2 separate regions of the Homo sapiens genome follow, and region 1 is linked to region 2. Evidence: chromatin loops called from intact Hi-C (ENCODE). Cell type or tissue: chondrocyte. All regions are shown on one strand. Links, peaks and the distances in the headings refer to the core of each region. The heading gives the core; the rest is flanking DNA.

Region 1 (10,791 bases), core at 1,872-9,871, 220 kb after region 2:
GTCTCCAGGCTGGAGTGCAGTCGTACGATTTCGGCTCACCGTAACCTCCACCTCCCAGGTTCAGGCAATTCTCCTGCCTCAGCCTCCCGAGTAGCTGGGACTACAGGTGCGTGCCACTACACCCAGCTAATTTTGTATTTTGTTTTTGTAGAGACGGGGTTTTACCATGTTGGCCAGGCTGGTCTGGAACTCCTGACAAGTGATCTGCCCAGCCTCCCAGAGTGCTGGAATTACAGGCATGAGCCACCACACCCAGCCACAAAATTCGAATGGTTACTATATTTCTATCAGCCAACATACAGTGAAACTTTGTAATTGATGTCCAGTTTGTTTCTCCCCTAAAAGGAAACACTTTTCCAACCTTTTCCCAACCTCTAATTCCTCCAAATTTGCACTGAACTGGTCCCAAAGCTGTCCCAGCTGGGACTTGCCACCTCACTCAACCTAGAATGAATATTCACTACACCTTTTGTTTGTTTGTTTTTTTGAGATGGAGTCTCACTCTGTCACCCAGACTGGAGTGCAGTGGTGCGATCTCAGCTCACTGCAAGCTCTGCCTCCCAAGTTCACACCATTCTCCCGCCTCAGCCTCCCAACTAGCTGGGACTACAGGTGCCCGCCACCACACCTGGCTAATTTTGTTTTTGTATTTTTAGTAGAGACGGGGTTTCACCGTGTTAGCCAGGATCTCCCGACCTTGTGATCTGCCTGCCTTGGCCTTCCAAAGTGCTGGGATTACAGATGTGAGCCACCGTGCCCAGCCCCACTACACCTTTTCAAGAGCAAATCATCTCTTCCTACATGCTCAGTTCCCTGGTTCTCCCAGCCCCCTCACTTCAGGATTGCCTATCTCAACTCTTGGGCCCAAAGGAGTCCTTGATGTGAGTGTGTGTGTGTGTGTGTGTGTGTGTGTGTACTTCTGTGTGTGTGTGTGTGTGTGTGTGTATTCCTCACCTATCAGCGGTTGAGTAGGGAAGGTTAATATGAATATGCCGGCTTAAACAAACATCACACAGACTCAGAACTGCAAGAAACCCTAAATTTAAGTCCCTCATTTTTCAGATGAAGAAACAAAGCTTGAGAGTTTAAGTAACTTGCCTAGAGGCATGCAGCTCATAGTCAACAACGCCAGAGCTGCAAGCAGTGCTTAATCATCAGGCTCTTCCTCCTATGCACTTTTTACTTTATTCTCCCACAATCTTTTTCCCTGCCATTATTTTCTCGTCTGTAGCATAGGCATAATAACAGTTCTGCCTACCTCACAGGACTGTTGTGAGAATTAATGAGATAGCATATATGAATGTGCTTTAAAACCCTTGCAAATGTCAGATGCTATTTAAAATGAAAATTATTTCGATCAAGAAAATAAATGCATACCATAAAAATGGATAATAAATCACAAATGAGAAATACTCTGCAGATGACTTCTAGCACTTATAATTAAGTTTCCAATTAACTCTAAGTACCAAATAGAACTGAAGGGAAAATAAGATCGTCTTCTGTGCATGGGGCTAAAAGAAATCAGCATGCGCCTAATGGAAATTAGGCAGCTACATGGGACTGAATGAAAATTAGGTTATGTTGCTAAGAGCTGGGGATTATATTATGCCCTTTATTCCCCTTCCACTATTGACTCACTTTCATGACACCCTCGTCAGTAATGCAACTTCGAGGTTATTATCGTAATTGAGATGATTAGGTTTTCTTATTCAAAACAAAAGTGGCCATGTTCAACAGAAGTGATTCCAGGGAAAGGGAAATTCTTTGGGCTGACATTGACTATAATCAAGTTTTGGAAAACTCCGAGAAGTAAAAATAGGAATGGTGGGGAGCAGAGGGGAAACCATGACGTCCTAGAATGTTTAGCCTGCATGCAAACACTAAGAATGAAAAATACGTAGAAAGTACTGAACTTGAAAGCCCAGAACCACAGTATTATGACTTCATTAGAGTAATTTAGCAGCAGTGGGACAGCACATGAAACTGATTATTCAGGGAGGACGGGTTATTCAGGAAGATAAATTAGTAAAGGAATTTCCTTAACTGGGGCATCAAGAAGAGAAAGTCTTCACATAGGAAACTTTGTAGAGAGCAAGCCCCTCCTAATTACACATATGGCTATGCATAGTTATTTATGATAAGCTACCCCCAACAGATACACCCAAACATTCCTTGGTAAACTAAACTAGGTCACTTGATGAGCAACACAGAGTGTCTCACTCAGCCGTTCTTCCTTGCCACCTTCTTTCTTGTCAGTAGGGAAGATTAAGTGGTGGCCGAACAAGGCATAAGTGAGATGATAAGATCAAACACCTGTCCCTAAGGGCCAGGCAGCCACATGGAAAACAGGCAATTAGAGACACCAGCCAGGTCAGGGCATAGTGTCAGGAGAGTAGAATAATAGGCAGATGGGTGGCTAAATGCATGGAAGAAAAATAGCAATGGGGACTCCTAGAGCAAGTAATATTCAGAAACCCAGGCAGCAAGCAGGCCTGGCAGCTGGTAGCTGGAACCCTGCTTGGAGAGTGGAGCTTACGGGCATGCAAATTAGCAAGATCAAGGCAGAACCTCTGTTCCAGAAGAACTGAGGACTTGACCAGAAATTTAGGCAGAGACTAAAGATGCAGGAAAATAGGACAAAGACTCATTTACTAGGACAAAGATACCAGGTAGAAATTTGACCCAAGGAATGAGACAAATGTTCATTAGTGGAAGTAAGTTGTGGGCTAAGGCCTGCACTAATGCTGCACTGATGCTGAGCAGCCAAACTCTGGCTTTTTTTTTTTTTTTTTAATTCTCCTGACTTCGGAAATGTCCCCATACCTTGGACAGACCTGAACAGAAGCAAAAGTTTGATATTGCTAATTGGACAAGGTACTCCTATAATACCCTGTATATAGCTCGATTGCTGCACTTATTTACTTAAATGTTTACATAGCACTTACTATGTTTCAGACACTCCCCTACATAGTCATAAATATTAACTCCTACAACAACCCTAGGTACAATGACAGTTGCCACTTGACAAATAAGGAAACTAGGCATAGAGAAGTGAAGTTATTATGAAGTCCAAGGTCACACAGCTAGTAAGTGGCTGAGTAAGAATTTGTACCCAAACACTCAGGCTCAAAGTCCATGTTTCTAACCATGACCCCACACCATTTTGCTACCTTTGTCATATCCACCTGTGTTTCTCTTCACCTCTAGAGTCTAATATATAGTCATGAGGTGCTATCAAGAATCTAGTCAGGCTAGGCATAGTGGGTAACATAGCAAAAAATAAAAATAAAGGGCTAGCCGCGGTGCTGTAATCCCACCACTTTGGGAGGCCGAGGTGGGTGGATCACTTGAGACCAGGAGTTTGAGACCAGCCTGGGAAACATGGTGAAACCCCATCTCTACCAAAAATACAAAAATTAGCTGAGTGCAGTGGCGCCCACCTGTAGTCCCAGCTATTCAGGAGGCTGAGGCGCAAGAATCACTTGAACCCAGGAGGCAGAGGTTCCAGTGAGCTGAGATAGTGCCACTGCACTCCAGCCTGGATGACAGAGCAAGACTCTGTCTCAAAAAAATAAAATAAAATATTAACTGGGAGTCTTAGTTACTTGGGAGCCTAAAGCAAAGTTGTGGGGAGTGGGGAGAGTTGGGGGGTCGCTTGAGCTCAGGAGGTTGAGGCTGCAGTGAGCTATGATGGTACCACTACTCTCCAGCATGAATGACAGAGTGAGACCCTGTCTCAAAAAAAAAAAGAAGAAGAAGAACTTTGGTCATATTTACATTCCCAATGCTTAGTGCAATGCCTAGTGTATAGTGGGCCTTAATACATGCCTAAGTGGTGAATTAATAAATGAATATGTGCTCCACATATTAAATCCACAAACTGCAGATCCTTGACAGAGGGAGCAACAAGGAGATACTGGATTCACTTAGCATAATCTGCAACACTGCATGACACAGCCAGCCTCCAAGACAAGAAGTGGCTACTGGAGCTGCACAGAGGAGGTGCTGGGGATATGGCTCATAGCAGAGGCTGTGGGTCAGTACCTTAAAAAAGTAGCTGAGGTCAGAGGAGGCTGGGGCACAGGAAATGGTTGTACAATGATCTGCTACTTATAAATGCCCCACCTCCCACTCACTGTGGCATTTTAGAGGTTCTGCCCCACACCTGAGAGAATATGTGGATTTAGTCAACCACAACTTGTGTACAGAAATGATTGTTGCCATAGATCATTGTCAGTAGTCTTACACGATTGGCACAGGACCACCTACGATTAAGAGTCAGCTATAATAGGCACAATTTGAATTCAACCATCAAAAGGACAGAATGATATTTAAATATAGAACTGATTTGCCTAACAGCTTAAAAGCCAGGAAAGTCTTTTTTGAGAAAAGTCTTCATAAATGTTTGAGCATTTAATGGGCCTTTTTTTTGGCTTTTATACACAGATACGGATACACCTAGAAGTAAAAGTGGACAGATGGCACATCCACACATTTCTCACTCCCTTATAAATCCTTCTCCAGCCAGAAGCATCAAGCTAGACAATGAGTCAGTAGTCAGTGAGCATCACTTGTAATTTCAAGAGAAGGAGAAAATAAAAACAGCTAATATTATTGAGCACTTACTTGTTCCTGAGTATTGATCTAAGTTCCTCACATATATTAACATTGAAACCTCACAACAATGCCCATTTCACAGAGGCAAAGAAAGAGGTATAGTGAACTTACGCAATTTGTCCAGGGTCGATTGCCAAACAATTGGTAGAGGCAGGATTCAAACTGAAGGCAGTTTGGCTCTAGAGACTGTGCTTAGAACTATAACTTGTATAAATAATCCACTTTGTACAGCTAATATTTGAAAGACTAGAATGAAAGACTGGCTTCTAACATCCACACTCAACTCACCTTCAGACACCCATTTGGAGCCCACTGTGTAGATAAATGCTCATGACCGTGCTAAATTACCAGGTTGCTTATCCTCTTGGTTTAATAGACGCAAAGGAGTGTAAGAATTTCAAAGGGCTTGCATACATGCAAATATAGTTTCAGGATAGAGCCTTTTCTGGTTAGAGGTGGAGCAAGAAAAGATCCAAGAAATGTTCTGTCCAGGATATGACAATGAACTTTGTTCCATGCTACTGAACCGCACAATCTACTACTTAAATCGACTGGTTTTTTTTTTCAAGGCACTACTACCATGCTTGCAGCTCTCCAACATACTTTCTTTAGGTCAAATTTATTCTGATTAGAGGATGTCCAGACAGGACTAGGAAGCTTTTGGCATTGAATTTCTACCTTGGCAAGAAACCAGAGTAAGAAAGTCCTCCTCAGCCAATGAGGACCAAGCCCATCCAAAGCAAACAGTTCCCATAACTGTTTACAGTAGAACAAACTTCTTCCTTTAGACAGGACGAATGTGGAAAATCACCCAGCTAGACATTGCTTGTTATTTTAACACTTTTGAAATTCAGAGAGGAGAGAGATCTAGCCCTCTAGTCAAAAGATCTAACTCTCTTCAAGAGGGAAGTGCGCAAATTTGGAAGCCCATCAAGTATCCTATCAGAGGCTATAAAGATTTCACTGTTTCTGTAACAGCCCCTTTTTATATAATCACTTAAACTGTGATTATGTTTAATATCTCTACCTAAATAGCACCTCCTGGCCCGGCTTTGAAATTCTCCTTGCTTTTCTGTGATACTACCCAGAGGAATTTCATAATTTGCCTGTGTTCCTCTGGCTTGGCATTGGCAAAACCAGCAAGACCATGGTGAGTTGCCTCCTATTCATTGGTTTCCACTGCTGGATTATCCTAGTTTTATTAGTTATAAATAAAGACTATTACGTTATTGCTGAAATATTCTGAGACAACCAGTAATGTATGCTAAATTATTTAAGAAAACATTTGTGGCTGGGCACGGTGGCTCACGCCTGTAATCCCAACACTTTGGGAGGCTGAAGCGGGCAGATCACGAGGTCAGGAGATTGAGACCATCCTGGCCAAGATGGTGACTCCCCGTCTCTACTAAAAATACAAAAATTAGCTGGGTGTGGTGGCACGTGCCTGTAATCTCAGCTAGTCAGGAGGCTGAGGCAGGAGAATTGCTTGAACCAGGGAGTCGGAGGTTGCAGTAAGCCCAGATCGCGCCACTGCACTCCAGCCTGGTGACAGAGCGAGACTCCGTCTCAAAAAAAAGCGAAAGAAAAGAAAAAGAAAAAAGAAAATATTTGCAAGTATTCACAGACCGAAGTCTGAAATGTGGTGAGCCAAAACAAGACATCTGGATGATATGCAAGTTAGTTGACAGTTTTATGAACCACAGGGTAGGGTCAGGTTAAGGACTATGGCATACGCCAGTACATGAATGATTTGAATGAAGCTACATGGATTTGAACTGTTGTTGTTGTTTTCTAGTTTCCCAAGTATCAGGAATCCCTGATGCAACCTTGACTGAGCCTTTACTATTTTAAATTCTGAAATGACTAGCCCAATTAAAATAATTGACAGTATTAAATGTATTGGGAATAGCAAAACAATATTCAATACTTATTTATAATTCAATTCAATTTATAATTTCTGGACCTGTTCCAGAATTGAAAAAGACAGTATACAAAGAGAAAAATTACCCACTTCAATCTCCATGTTGCTACATTATTAAAAGGGAGTGGGTTGGGGGGATGGGGCGGGCAGCATGAAACAGCAATCTTTAAGAGGGTTTTACTTATTCAGGTTTAAAATAAGGTAGGCATTCATTCAGATGCCTTACAGGGGTTAATTCATGATTACTTGAGATCCTGACAGCTAACGATCCAGGAAAAAGGAAGGATCATGGGAACCCCTGGCTTTACCCTTCTGTGTGTTCAGCTAAGAATGAGAAGGCCCTTTGGCATCATGTGCCTTTCTTTGCCCCGAAAAGCTGAGAGTAGACATCAGCTCTGCTGTCAGATTGGCTAATGAATGTGCTGGCATGCGCCAGTGGCAGCTGCACGTGCTTCCAGAAAACTCTCCTCCCCACAAATCAGCCTTTGTATTCCTAATCCTGGGAATCAGGGTGCCATGCATGGAACTACAGCCGCTGCTATATCAGTCTAGGAAATAAACAGCACTAACTCCAGGCCACAGAGCTGTCAATCTGTTTATAATTCCAAAAAGCCCTAAAAATGCTAATATATACCTTTTTAGATGTCTTTTACATAAGGATTGGTTGAAATGTAAAAAATGTACTTTACTCAGATGTTGCTGCTCTATTCTTTTTAAAGTAAAGAAGATAAATTGTAAAGAGCCTTGGCTATTTTTTTTAAATAGAATTTTTAGTTTCTTTTTGTTGTTGTGTTTTTATTTGTTTGTTTGTTTGAGACAGAGTCTCACTCTTTTGCCCAGGCTGGAGTGAACTGGCACGATCTTGGCTCACTGCAACCTCCGCCCCAGGGGTTCAAGTGATTCTCCTGCCTGAGCCTCCCGAGTAGCCGAGATTATAGGCATCCACCACCATGCCTGGCTAATTTTTGTATTTTCAGTAGAGACAGGATTTCGCCATGTTGGCCAGGATGGTCTCAAACTCCTGACCTCAGGTGATCCACCTGCCTCAGCCTCCCAAAATGCTGGGATCACAGGCATGAGCCACCACACCCAGCCTGGGAATTTTTAGTTTCAAACAGAGGGGAAGCATTAAAAAAAAAAGTTTACATAAATGCTAGATTATTTACCATTACAAACAGAATTGCAGGCATATGCAATGAGTAGTTAATACTCTAATGTCTATTATTGGCATGCTTTTATTTTGTTTTGTTAAAACAGTCCATACTTGTCTCTATTCACTATTGAAGGAAATAAAAATATTTCACCCCAGAATATATTTATTTGACATACTTTGTGATGGCTCTTCAGAGGGCCTGCAAAGAGAAGTAGCCCTGGAAAGCTGTCTATTGTCAGGAAAATATGCATCTGGAAGCTATACATTGCTGCAGCCAGGCTTTCTCTGAGACTTTCCCTTGGCTGGATCTAGGAAAGATTAACTGGAAGTCTGACACCTTCAAAGGTCTGAAGGAATCATTTACCTTCTATTCTCTCTGAGGGCTGCTACCCGGCAGGCAAGACTACCTTTGCTAGCCAGGCCTCCTCTTCTCCCTCTCCCATAACCTGTTTTGTCACCATAAACTGTTTTGTCACAATCCAAGCCCCCCCCTTCTTTGTGTAAGCTCAAGATGGCTTATAAGCTTCTGAACCCCACTGAGGGATCAGGGTAATCACTCTGCGGTTCTTGTCTGTGTACACATTAATACATTTATATGCCTTTTCTCCAATTAATCTGCTTTTGTGAGTTGATTTTTCAGCCAACCTTCAGAGGGCAAAGGGGAAGCTTTCCCTTGGCCCCTACACTGCCACTTCATACCCTTATTTATAGAGCACTGTCATAATCATTCTATTAATCATATGATTAGTACAAGTCTTCGACACTGTACATGATATTTTTAGACAATGCTGAACAGTGATTGCAATCTTTTAGTAATTTCATAAATGTAGAGACCTCAGCTTTCTCTCTTGGGCTACATTAAATACATTCACCACATCAAACCAGAGCCACAAATTTCAGTTTGAGTCAGTTGTGTTTGTTTTCTGTTTATTTATAAACCCTGCCTCTTCCCAGAAAGGATTTGAGGCTGTTCTTACAGTTGGTTAGTCACACCAGTCCTTCTGAGACCAACTGTTGGTAGAAACCAGTATTTCTGGTTCCTTACTGCCTGTGGAACCTACGAGTGCTGATTCATAGCAATCAGGGACCTGTGCAGACTGGCTCAGATAACCACCAGTAGAACTGGCCATGCTGGCTTGCTTCATCAGCCAAGAGAAGTGCCAGCCAAGGTCCTGAACTCTACAAAGCCTATGTCTTTCTTATCAGTATAGAATAGGCAATCACTTCCAACTCTATCTCTTACTCTACTAGGAAAAAATATACCCAACTTAAGAAGAATTTCTCAAAGACATCATGTCCTGGGCTCTGACTGTCAAATGTCAACATCGTCAACATAATCACACTGCTGCCAACTCATGGGATACATATGTGTGTTCTGTCATCAGTGTACTTTCTTCTCATACAGACAGCTTTCCAAATCTAGCCTTCCTATTCACATATTTATACTGTTCATTAGGAGCCAGAGATTTTCAAGGGAATACCCTGCTAAATGGCTGGATGGGTGATCAATGTTTTGATAGCCCAGAGACACAATGTTCCTTCTGCGTTATGAACTTGTCACCCCTCATTTAACTCTGGACAGTTCTTATATAAGGGCTTTCAGAGGCAGGGAGAAAGATCTGATTCCACAGAAACTGGGGTTGATGATCCAAGTGGCAATTTTCTCCCTTGAGTAAGAATTAAATCAACACACTAGTTGAAACATGACCAGTCCTGGCAAATTTTGATTTTCTAAAAACACACCATTGCTTGAAACCAACACCAGAGTAGTTTCAAGGTTTTCAAGGAAAACTCTTCCCCTCAAAATGATATTATTTCTTTTCTTCCATCAGAAAGTCTTTCATGAAAGAAAGCAACTCCATGTTCCCAGATCTAGTACAATATCTAGTACATAACTCATAGTGGTATCAATAAATGTTAAAGGAATGGATGAATGAAAGAATTCATGAATAAATGAGTCTCCTCCTCTTTAACTCCCCCCGCCCCTGCTTTTATCTCCAATCTCTTGAACAACGCTTCTTTAACTCTAAATACCTCAAACTGTTAATCCACCAGGTAAAGGCTTTTATAGAAGAGTTGTCAAATTGAAAGAGTGAAAACATCTTCAGGAATAAGATAAAGTCAAACTGTCTCACTGTAATCCCTAACAGTGTTGGAACATTCCACTTTCAGTGTTAATTTCAATAAATAAAAATAATTATCTAATTTTATCTCAATGATGTTTCCATTGTTTATTTTTTTACATATAGTATCCATGTGGAGTGTTTACTCTTACATATATCAGGGATTGTTTATCTAATTATCTGATCTCTATCAGCACTTAAGGTTGTAAAAAAAAAATAGTGTAGCAATATTGTCTATCTACATGTCTTCAATCCAAAGAAGAAAAATAGTCTTAAAATAGAAGACAGTATTTACAATGGTGGTGAACTTCAATAAACAGATTATATATTCTCTCTGTGTATTTATTCCTACCCAAAAGATCTCTCTCTATCCCCACAGGACTGATTTGAGGTCAAAAGGGGGCATGCATGCAAATGGCTTTGAGAGGTACAAAGCAATACAGAAATAAAATATATCGTGGGCATGTCGCTAGTTCCAACTACTAGCAGGCTGAGACAGGAGGACTGCTTGAGTCCAAGAGTTGGAGGCTAGCCTGGGAAACATAGCAAAATCCTGTCACTAAAAAATAATAACTTTTAAAAAAAGAAATAAAATATATTATTGTTGCAATCTTCTTTTGTTTCCATAATCATCAGCTAGTTAATTCTACTGAAGAAGGCAAGAGGAAGGTTTGTCATACAATTTTGTAGCGATAGTCCCATTGTTTCATCTGTAACCACTCAAAAACACCATCAAAGACAAATGCTTGGAGTCCAAAGAGAAGTGACACCAACCCAAATGCCCATCAATGATAGACTGGATAAAGAATGTGGTATATGCCATGGAATACTATGCAGCCATAAAAAGGAATGAGATCATATCCTTTGCAGGGACATGGATGAAGCTGGAAGCCATCATCCTCAGCAAACTGACACAGGAACAGAAAACCAAACACCGCATGTTCTCACTCATAAGTGGGAGTTGAACAATGAGAATA
Region 2 (10,791 bases), core at 1,853-9,852:
ACCCAGAGACACTCATAAAGAAAAGATGATGTAACAAGCTGTAGGGAGAGACGCTGGGACAGAGTCTCCCTCATAGCCATTGGAAGGAACCAAACCTGCTGACACCTTGATCTCAGACTTCCAGCCTCCAGAACTGTGAAATAATCAATTTCTGTTGTTTAAGTCACTCAGTCTGTGGTACTTTGTTAGGCAGCCCTAGCAAGCTAATACAGGATAGGTATCCTGTATCCAAAATGCCTGAGACCAGAATTACTTCAGAATTCAATATTTTTTTTCAGATTTGGGGATATTCGCATTATACTTACCCATGCAGAGCATCCCTAATCCAAAAATCAGACATCCAAAATGCTCCAATGAGCATTTCCTTTGAGCATCATGTCAGCACTCAAAAAGTTCCAGATTTTGGAACTTTTTGGATTTGGGACTTTCGAATTATGGATATGCAACCTATATAGTGGGTATCTGCTAATTAGATGGAAGGTCAGGGAAGGCCTCTCTGAGGAGGTAGTATGTAAGCTGAGGCCTGACTAAAGGAAAGAGCCAGCCATGCATAAGTCTAGGGCAGACCATTTTAAACAGAAGGCACAGCAAAGGCAAAGGCCCTAAGCCGTGAATGGACTTGGAAAGTTCGGAGAACAAAAGGAAGGCCAGTGTGGCTAGAGTTAGTGAGTAAAGGGGAGAATAGTACAGGAGGAGGTTGGAGAGCTCAGCTAATGACTCAGCCATCCTTCTGGCCTCCTTATTCTCACCTCCTCCTGCTTCCACTCTGCATTTTTCTCCAAGTCCCACAATCGTTAGATATAGTTATGACAACTGTCACTGTGGAGAATAAAAAAAGGAGAGCATTAGGAATTAGGATTTTAAATGGCATTAATGATGTAGCTAAACTAGAAGACACTACTCTTAGGTTATGTGAAATATTGTGAGGTTATCTGAAATACTTGGTGGATGGCATATTTGCTTGATGAAACACTAATTTCCTGGTGGAGAACAGACCAAAAATCCCTGGGCCAGAAATCAAATACTTGTTTGCCATTTGTTCTTAGATAATAAGTCATTTACTATCTCTGTGTTTCAGTTTTCTAATCTATCAAATGATTATGAAACTAACACCGTCCCTACCCAACTTGCTATATACAAAAGAAGATTATCCTCAAAAGTATCAGAAGGGAAATAAATGAAATCAAATAGAATATTGAAAGAATACCCTATCATTAACAAATAGTATTGATCCCAGAAGTCAAAAGATAGCTTAATATTTAGATATCTATTAACATTCACTATGTTAACAGATCAAAGGAAAGAAGTTGAACAATAATCAAGAAAGATGCCCAAAAGCCACTTGAAAAAATTCAACATTATTTATGATTTTTTAAAAAAAGTTATCAAGTTAAACAATTTTTCTTTTAATTTCCGGCTTGCTCAGTTAGTAACATATCCTATGTGTTTCTTATAAGCATAGTTGTAGGGTGAAGCATTTCAAAAGCCCTTGCTTTTAATGATTTGTAATTTTTTTAAAAGCTACAAAAAATGGATTTCAGTGATAACAAGCATGAAGGAATAGAATTTCATTATTTAACATTATTTTAAAGGCTTATACTTGTTGCGCTATTTTTGTGCATGTTACTGGTCATGGCCTTAATTTACTAATGCACAGTCTTAAATCAGAAATGCCATCTCCAATAACTGTGTGAAAGATGAAAGAGCACCTGCTCCGGAAGTGGGAATGAGGTTAGCAACAGAGAGCCAGGGGCACAAAATGAATTTTGATATATCTTTTTTTTTTTTTTTAAAAGAATGGGCTGCAGACATTCCTATCTCTCTCTAACAACTCAAGCTGACTGTATCTAATTGGAACACAAAGGCCGGTCATTCAGCGCTCCCACCCCTGGCTCTTCCCACTGCTTCCACACCATGGAATGAATGCTGGCAGCCCTGAATCATTTCCAAGTCACTGGGAATGCACTGCGGTCAGCAGAGCTTGTATTTATGTCAACTTTCTTCAGCGCAAAAATGATTTGCCTGTGCTTCAAGCTATAGAATCACAGTGCATTGTTATTGAAAGGGGTCTGAGCAACTCAGTCTAGACCAGTGGTTTTCAACCCTGGCTGCACATTAGGGTAATAGGGGACTTTTGAAAAACTTGGTGATGCCCAGACGTCCCCCTCAAAGTGTCTGATTTAGTTGGTCTGGTAAAAGACCCTTTCTTTTGTATTTTCGAAAAGCTCCCCTGAGTGATTCTAACATATAATCACAATTAAAAACCACTAGTCTAGTTTTGTCTTTTCATTAAATGAGCAAATGTAGGCCCAGAGTGGCCAGCTATGTCATGGCAGATAACATCGACTTACAGTTAATTCTTGTGATAAAAAAAAAAAAAAAAAAAAAAAAAAATTTGTCCAAAACCTTTTTTCCCAAAACTTGGAAATAACGCAAAAAGATGACTTGTGTCCATCCAATCCCTTATTAAAACATTGCTTTTAGCCCATCCAAGGATCATCTGACCCTCTAGTGGAAAGTAACTTTTACCATTACTACTATTAAACATCTAGACATTTTTAAGCCTGTAAAGGATTTGATGTAACTTGTGGAAAACAAATATGATGCAAATGAGTTTTTTATCATAGAGATAAAAATTATTTCTGTTCAGCTTAGATGATAACCCCAAAGGTTATGATTTTTTGCCCTGTGGGACATTAACCAGTTTGTATGTAATTTAGCAATTTTATTCCAGCATATTTTTCCATTCTCTCTCTCCCCATCTCTCTCCCTTTCTCTCTCTCTGCCTCTCTTCCTCCTTCTAATACGTCATTTGCCTGTCCCCCCCTTCCTTTTTTTTTTTTGAGACAGAGTCTTGCTCTGTCATCCAGGCTGGAGTCCAATGGTGCCATCTCGGCTTACTGCAACCTCCACCTCCCAGGTTCAAGCGATTCTCATGCCTCAGTCTCCTGAGTAGCTGAGCTTACAGGTGTGTGCCACCACGCCTGGCTAATTTTTGTACTTGTAGTAGAGATAGGGTTTCACCATGTTGCCCAGGCTGGCCTCAAACTCCTGGGCTCAAGTGATCCACCTGCTTCGGCCTCCCAAAGTGATGGGATTACAGGCATGAGCCACTGTGCCTGGCCATTTGCCTTCTCTTTGTGTCACTTTCCTCACTGGCTTTATCATTCTTCTGATTACCTCATTAATGAGAAATGAAACTTTGACACCTACTCACTAAGGGGTTATATGAAAACTATGAGTATAAATTTATAATTGTTTTGACACTTATAGGTGATGTAAATTTTATTAAAGTGTCTTAAACCATTCAGAAAGCTTTAATTGGTCATTCAAGGTATACTTTATTTTGTTCTCTAAAAATATTACTCATCAACCACAGTCAGAAGCCATAATGTTCAAGACTTTCACTTCAGGCAAAGAGGAATACCAAAGACCTAATTGATCCTGTCTTGAAAAATGCTAAAAAGTAAATGGGCAAAATATCAGAAAGTATAGTTTTTAGACACTGAACATCAGACAGCACAGGACAGTGATCTCTAAGAGCGGGAAAGCAAATAAGGTGAGCTCTATGATTGTTCCAGCTCACAGCCTGGAAAATTTCCAAGATACCATGCAGAGAGGAGGTCTCATTTAGTTGAGAAGATGGAGCTGGGAGTCTGGAATCAGTAGTGAGAAAAATCAGCCTTATACCAAAGGCAGCTCTCATCCCACCTCACAAAGCTTAAAAGCAAACTTCAAATTGTTTTCAAGTAATGCACATGTATCTCAGAACAAACATTAAAAATATTTATGGGACTATAAAAAAAACCAATACCCAACAAGGTAAAATTTACAATATCTGGCATCCAATCCAAATTACTGGGTATGCAAAGAAACAGGAAAATATAACTCATAATGAAAAGAAAAATTGATCAGTAGAAACAGACCCAGAAATGATAAAGATGTTAGAATTAGTAGAGAAAAACATTAAGACATGTAGTTATGGTCAGGCTCAGTGGCTCACACCTATAATCCTAGCACTTTGGGAGACCAAGGTGGGCAGATAGCTTAAGCTCAGGCATTCCAGACCAGCCTGGGCAACATGGTGAAACCCCAGCTCTACAAGAAATACAAAAATTAGCCAGGTGTGGTGGCATGTTCCTATAGTCCCAGCTACTCAGGATGCTAAGGTGGGAGGATCTCTTGAGCCCAGGAGGTCAAGGGTGCAGTGAGCTGAGATCATGTCATTGTAGTTATTGTAACTATATTCCATATGTTCAAGAAGGTGGAGGAAAGATTAAGCACATTAAAAAGAGACATGAGATCTATTTAAATGACCCAAATAGAACTTCTGGAAATGAAAACTACAACACCTGAAAAAAATACACTGGGTAGGATAAACAGTGGATTCAACACCAAATAAAATAATATTAGTGAACTTGACGGCATAGCCATAGGAACCATGCATAATAAAACTCCTGGAGAAAACACACTGAAAAATGAAGAGAACATCAGACACCTTTAAGCAGTCCAATACACATATAATTGGAGTATTGCAGTCCAATTATATATTATTTTCCTGTTGGAAAATGTGAAGACAGAAAAAATTTTTAAATTAATTTTTTTAGATGTAAATTTGTCTAAAGATATAAACTCACAGATTTGAAGCTCAACCAACACCAAGCTTAGGAAACAAGAAGAAAATTTCATGAAGGCATAATGTTATCAAATTGCTTAAAATAAAGAGAAAATCTTCAAAGCAACCAGAGGAAAAAACCATAAAGTTGTGTTGTCTCCCCCAGATTGTGAAATGTTCAATTCCACACACCCTGGCCTTGGGAAACCACGGGAGGTAGAGCTTGGGACCTGTGGACCTAGAGAACATGGCTTTGCTTTCCAAGTAGAGTTCGGAATGCAAACAATATTTAATATGAACTATAAATATTTTTTCTCATTTATTAATGTTTCCCTTTAGCAGGGCAGGAACTAGCATGAGTTGATGTATCAGGTACAAATTTTAAGGAGCACTAAAAAATTAATCAAATAACATTTTCGTGTAATATTTTAAAGAATTAAAATGAATGCAAGAAAATCATTATCAAAATATCACATTTTTAATGAAGACAGGATCTGACCCTGTGCTTGCATGACTCACTTCCTTCTCCTTGGTCCAAGTCCTACTCTTTAGAAAGAGACCTGACATATCTTTAGGGCAATTTCTTCTTATCTCCCCCACGCACTGCCCATAGTAACTCCAGTCCTCCACCCACTCATCACTGATTTCATTTTGGTGCCAAGACAAGAAACCTTAAGGCCATCTCCTTCTTTCTTTTTTTTTCTTTTTTGAGATGGGGTATCACTATGTTGCCCAGTCTGGTTTCAAACTCCTGGGTTCAAGTGATCCTCCTGCCTCAGCTTCCCAATGTGCTGAGATTACAGGGATGAGTTGCCACACCTGGTCTTTCTTATTAGTTCGTATTTTCTTCATGTTTCTCCCTTCTAGAGTCACAAGAGAATTATCCTCTTCAAGTACAAATTATATTCCTAAAATGTTTGCCTCTGTACTAGAAAGGGTTATCAAGGAATTGGAGTCTTTTAACAGCGGGTTTCTAATCAAATGGATAAAGAGCAAACAAAAATAAACGCCAAGCTTTACTTACTAGCAAAAAGTGGAGTTTTTTAATTCATTGACAGATTTTGTGTGTGTGTTTTAATAGGGCTATTGTGTTGCTATGGTTGCAAGCTTGCATTGGTACTTTCACTAGGAGACGATGTGGTCTGAACATTCCTCCCACTTTTCACATCTGCCCACGTGTTCCACACAGGGATTTGGTAACCTGGCTTCTAGCCCTAGCCTCCTCTGCCACCCCAGGGAGTGCAAATTTTTCAGCCCTTTCTCAGAAAATCTGAATTCCTCTGAGATGTGGTAAAGTTAAACCCTGGCTCCTGCTCAGAATGCAGATTGTCAAACCACAGAATGTTGATCAGCTTCCTGTGTGAGCCTCGATAAATTTTTACCTCTTTGGCATGATATTTATACATGAGATCGCTATGAGATAATTAATTTAATAATGACCTCTTCAAAATGAATTTAGAAATTAATCACTAGAGAAGATATAGAGCTTAAAAATTCTGGGTGTTTTTCTTAAAGCAATCGTTACGAAACATTTTGCAAACTAAGAATGACCTCTTAATGATTCTTCTAAGTTCTAGATATTCATATATCTTTTCTCTTGTCTCTTTTCCTCTCCCTGCTCCTTTTTCTCATCTTTTCTTCTCGTCTCCTTACCAATTTTTCTTACAACACTTACACCCATCGTCCAAGCTTGCCTCTCTGAAATTTGATTCTCAAATCTGATCACAGATGTCTCCTAAGAAGTAAAGAGGCAGTGGGGACAATGGTCCCAAGTATTGTGTCTTCTGGGGACCTGCCCAGTGGTGGCAACTGAAACTGGTTGTCCTCAAGCTTGGGAAGAACTTCTAACCAAGACCTTGGTTCAGGCCCTTATCATTTTTTAGTGGCCTCTGTTCCTGCATCCCTTTTCTAGCTTTTCTCCATACTCCAAACTGAGTGATCCTTCTAAACTGCAATTCCACCTGCATGGCTTGAAATCCTCTAGCGGTTCCCCAATGTCAATTAGATGAGGTCCAAGCTCCATAAAATAGCATTTGAGGCCTTTAGTGATCTGGATCTTCCTCCCACCCTGACCTTGTCTCTCAGGGTTCATGCTCCTCCCTATCCCTAATCTCCCCTTCCCCTGCCTCCCATACACACACACAGACACACAGACACACACACACACACACACACAGCCACACCAAACACACTCCTTACCCAGCCACACTAAACTCTGTATCTCCCAGTCCCCGCAATGCACCATGTTTTCTTATGCCACCATATAAGGTTTTCTCAGCCTAGACTCCCCATTCTATAAAATTATGATATAGTTTCAAGACTAATCTTTTATCTTTGAAGAGTGTTCATAGCACTCTGTCTCATTCCTTTCATTGTCTCTGTTTTTTGTAGCCAAATATATTTATAACTGTTCTGACTATGAATTAGAATTCTCTGCAATGTAATTTCATGGTATTAGGTGCCAGCAGGAAACTGAACACTAAAGTCAGTGATCCACATGTCTGAAAATGTTTGAATGCTTAACACTATGTAGCTCTGGTTTAAAAAGAAATGAGTCATTTGTGGGTCCTTGGGTTGCCACTCTCTGAAATCTCCAAGTACTTTCAAACACGCACATTCTCACATTCACTGGCCTTCCTCGGCTCCCACGTGGCATCACTCACATTCTGATGCTCTGCACAAGATGCTTTTTATATGCAAAAGCAGCAGAAATTCGGGTTGCCTGAGCCATTGGCAAGTGTATAGTGGTTTGAATGCTCCCTGACACAAGTCCACCACTCTCCTGAGCACTCCTGAGTGGTGACCACAGGGCTGTTCTAATCCAACTATGTGAGAAGAGCTGTGGTGGAATGGACAGAGCATGAGACTGCAGGTGACGAGACCTGAATGCAAATTCCCACTCTATACCTCTGCTTCTATCATGTGGCCTCAAGCAAGTCATTTCCCCTCTGTGTGTCTCAATTATCTCATCTAAGACCAGTGAGTTGGGCAATATCAATATTTTTCAACTGGAACCATAGACTGCCTGCATCAGAATCACCAGGGCTGCTTTTTGGCAGTGTCGACACCTCAGCCCCTCTCCTGACCTAGTGAATCACATTCTTTAGCCGAGGAATGAGAAGAGAGTTTAGAGAATAGGAGAGATCCAGAGTCAACATTTCTAATAGCTTCTAAAGTAACTCTTGTGGTTACCAAAATCTGGGACCCACTGAAATAGATGATCTCTTAAGCCAGGCTGTCTACCAGGCTCTTGCCACACAGTGCTAACTTTCTATCTGTTGTGAGATGTACCACAAATAAAAAAAATTATGAATGATTTTTCTAAAATATTATAATTTAGAATTGTATTTAGAATATAAAATTTAGAATTGTATTTAAATTTAATTACAGGGGATTCAATGTAATCACTATAAATTGCACCACTTCTATTCATTCATTTTCCCTTTCATTTGCTTGAGCAGGAAAGCAAGGCACAAATTTACCCCAAAACTCCAGAAATAGCACATAACCTGCAGCTTATTTTACCTATTCACAGGCTATTGGAGCATATCTCTTTGGTGCCAGACATCACCTGCCCTGAATTCACCTGATTTCAGCCATGACAGTGGTGGGGCAGTTCATGGGAGCTCAAATTTGTCTTCAGCTGGCAGTGTCCCACCTCAAGCACTCACCAAGTAGTTTGTTTGATTTTTTAAATAACAGCCTATCAAGATAAAATTCACAGTCTACAAAGTTCACTCTTAAAGTGTTCAATTCAGTGGTTTTAGTATATTCTCAATATTGTGCATTAATCAGTGCTATCTAATACCAGAGCATTTTCGTCATCTCAGAAAATACCCATTAATGGTCAATTTCCATTTCTTTCTCCTCCACCCCTGGCAACCACTAATCTACTTTCTGTCTCTATAGATTTGTCTTTTCCGGACATTTCATATGACTGGAACCATACAGTACATGGTGTTCTGTGACTGAATTCTTCCACTTAGCATAGTTTCCAAGGTTCGTCCATGTTGTAACATGTATCAGAACTTCATTCCTTTTTGTGACCAAATAATATTCTCTTATATGAACGTACCACATTTTGTTTATCCATTCATCCCCTAACGGACATTTGTTTCCACTTTTTGACAGTTATGAATGACGTTGTTATGAGCATCCATAGTATGTGATGAGTGTTTTTCTTGCTTTTTTCAATAGTCTCTTTGTCTTTCAAAAGTTTGACTATAATGCATGTATCTAAGTGTCAATCTTTTTGAGTTCTCCTGCTTGGAGTTTGTTGACCTTTTTGGATGTGCAGATTAATGTTTTTCATCAAAGTTTGGAAGCTTTTAAGCCACGATTTCTTCAAATATTTTATCCCCTTCTATCCCCTTCTCTTTCTCCTGTCCTTGGATTCTGATTATTTGTATGTGGTATGCTTGATGGTGTCACACAGGTCTCTGAGGCTCCATTCATTTTTCTTTATTCTTTTTCTTTCTGTTCCACAAGCTAGGCACTCTCAGTTGACCTGCTTTCAAGTTCACAGATTCTTTCTTCTTCTAGTGCAAAGCTGCTGTTGATACCCTCTAGAGAATTTTTCATTTCAGTTGTTGTACCTTTTTCTTATTCTCTTTGGATTGCTGTAACAAAATACTATAAACTGTGTGGCTTATAAAGAACAGGCCGGGCGCAGTGGCTCATGCCTGTAATCCCAGCACTCTGGGAGGCCAAGGCGGGCAGATCACAAGGTCAGGAGATCGAGACCATCCTGGCTAACATGGTGAATCCTCATCTCTACTAAAAATATAAAAAATTAGTGGGGCGTGGTGGCAGGCACCTGTAGTCCCAGCTACTCGGGAGGGAGCCGAGATTGTGCCACTGCACTCCAGCCTGGGCGACAGAGCAAGACTCCGTCTCAAAAAAATAAATAAATAAATAAATAATAGAAATTTATTTCTCACAGTTCTGGAAGCTGGAAGTCCAAGATAAGATTGCTAGCATGGTCAAGTTCTGGTGTGGGCTCTGCCCTCATGATCTAATCACCTTCCCAAGGCCCCACCTCCAAATACCATCTCACTGGAGATTCAGTTTCAACATATGAATTCGGGGGACATAAACATTCAGTCTATAGCAACTTTCCAAGCCCTGAATTTCTATTTAGTTCTCTTTTTTCTTGTAATTTATAACTCTTTGTTGATATTCTATATTTAATGGGCCAACATTCTTATACTTTCTTTTAATTCTTTAGACATGGTTTCTTTGAGATCCTTGAACATATTTATGATAACTAATTTGGAGTCTTTGTATAGTAAGTATAACATCTGGGTTTCCTCAGAGGCAGTTTCTATTGACTGCTTTTTTTCCCCTGTGTGTGGGCCATACTTATGTGAGGCCTTGTAAACCAACAACCTTGAAACCGAGAATTATGAAAACACAGCTGAAAATAGCAGCTACTGCAGGGTGCAGAACAGGCTCGGAGTTCCCCAAAAGCCCATCCCTGGAGAGCTGTCACTACTTGATCTGTCAGGCTTATCGTTTTTTGCTGAAAACTAGATATTGTAAATTATGTGTCACCTCTGGAAATCAGATTCCCCTTCCTTCCCAGGGTTTGCTGTTATTGCTCTTTGTTGTTTTTTTATTGCTGTTGTTTGTTTAGTGACTTTCCTCGACTAATTCTGTTTAGTCCATATTCTTTGCCCTATGCAGCCACTGGAGTCTCAGCTTGGTTAGCTTAGCGGTCAGCTCATAACTGGACCGAGATTTCCTTAAACTCTTTGAACCAGTGATTCTCCCAGTCTTTGCCTGTGGCATCTGTGTGTGTGTTGGGTCACTCCTTCAACATTTTACTTATTTTATTTTATTTTTTTTGAGATGGAGTTTCACTCTTGTTGCCCAGGCTGGAGTGCAGTGCCGTGATCTTGGCCCACTGCAACCTCTGCCTCCCAGGTTCAAGCGATTCTCCTGCCTCAGCCTCCCGAGTAGCTGGGATTGCAGGCACCCACCACCATGCCCAGCTAATTTTGTATTTTTAGTAGAGATGGGGGTTTCTCCATGTTGGTCAGGCTGGTCTCGAACTCCCGACCTCAGGTGATCCCCCGGCCTTGGCCTTCCAAAGTGCTGGGATTACAGGCGTGAGCCACCGTGCCTTGGCCCACATTTTAGCAGCCATTTCCAATTCTGCCTTTGCTTTCACTTCC

What was found. A loop is a pair of places that touch in the nucleus more often than their neighbours do. Peaks named below come from ENCODE experiments on the same cell type or tissue, not always from the same donor. Only the 100,000 strongest peaks of a DNase experiment are listed, where the experiment ranks them.
Region 1: a loop joins it to region 2, with 1.9 times the contacts of the local background. A loop is called at or near these places in 6 of 110 quality-filtered maps.

What each region holds. Positions count from the first base shown.
Region 1 is chr2:203,577,222-203,588,012 of GRCh38, reverse strand. No RefSeq gene overlaps it. Among named protein-coding and RNA genes, the nearest start is that of RAPH1, 47 kb to the right of the region's middle. In chondrocyte, for the core only: no CTCF peak of the experiment used is centred there; no DNase peak of the experiment used is centred there.
Region 2 is chr2:203,799,354-203,810,144 of GRCh38, reverse strand. No RefSeq gene overlaps it. Among named protein-coding and RNA genes, the nearest start is that of CTLA4, 63 kb to the left of the region's middle. RefSeq lists enhancers at 10,006-10,155, 10,226-10,315. In chondrocyte, for the core only: no CTCF peak of the experiment used is centred there; a DNase peak (open chromatin) is centred at 5,813.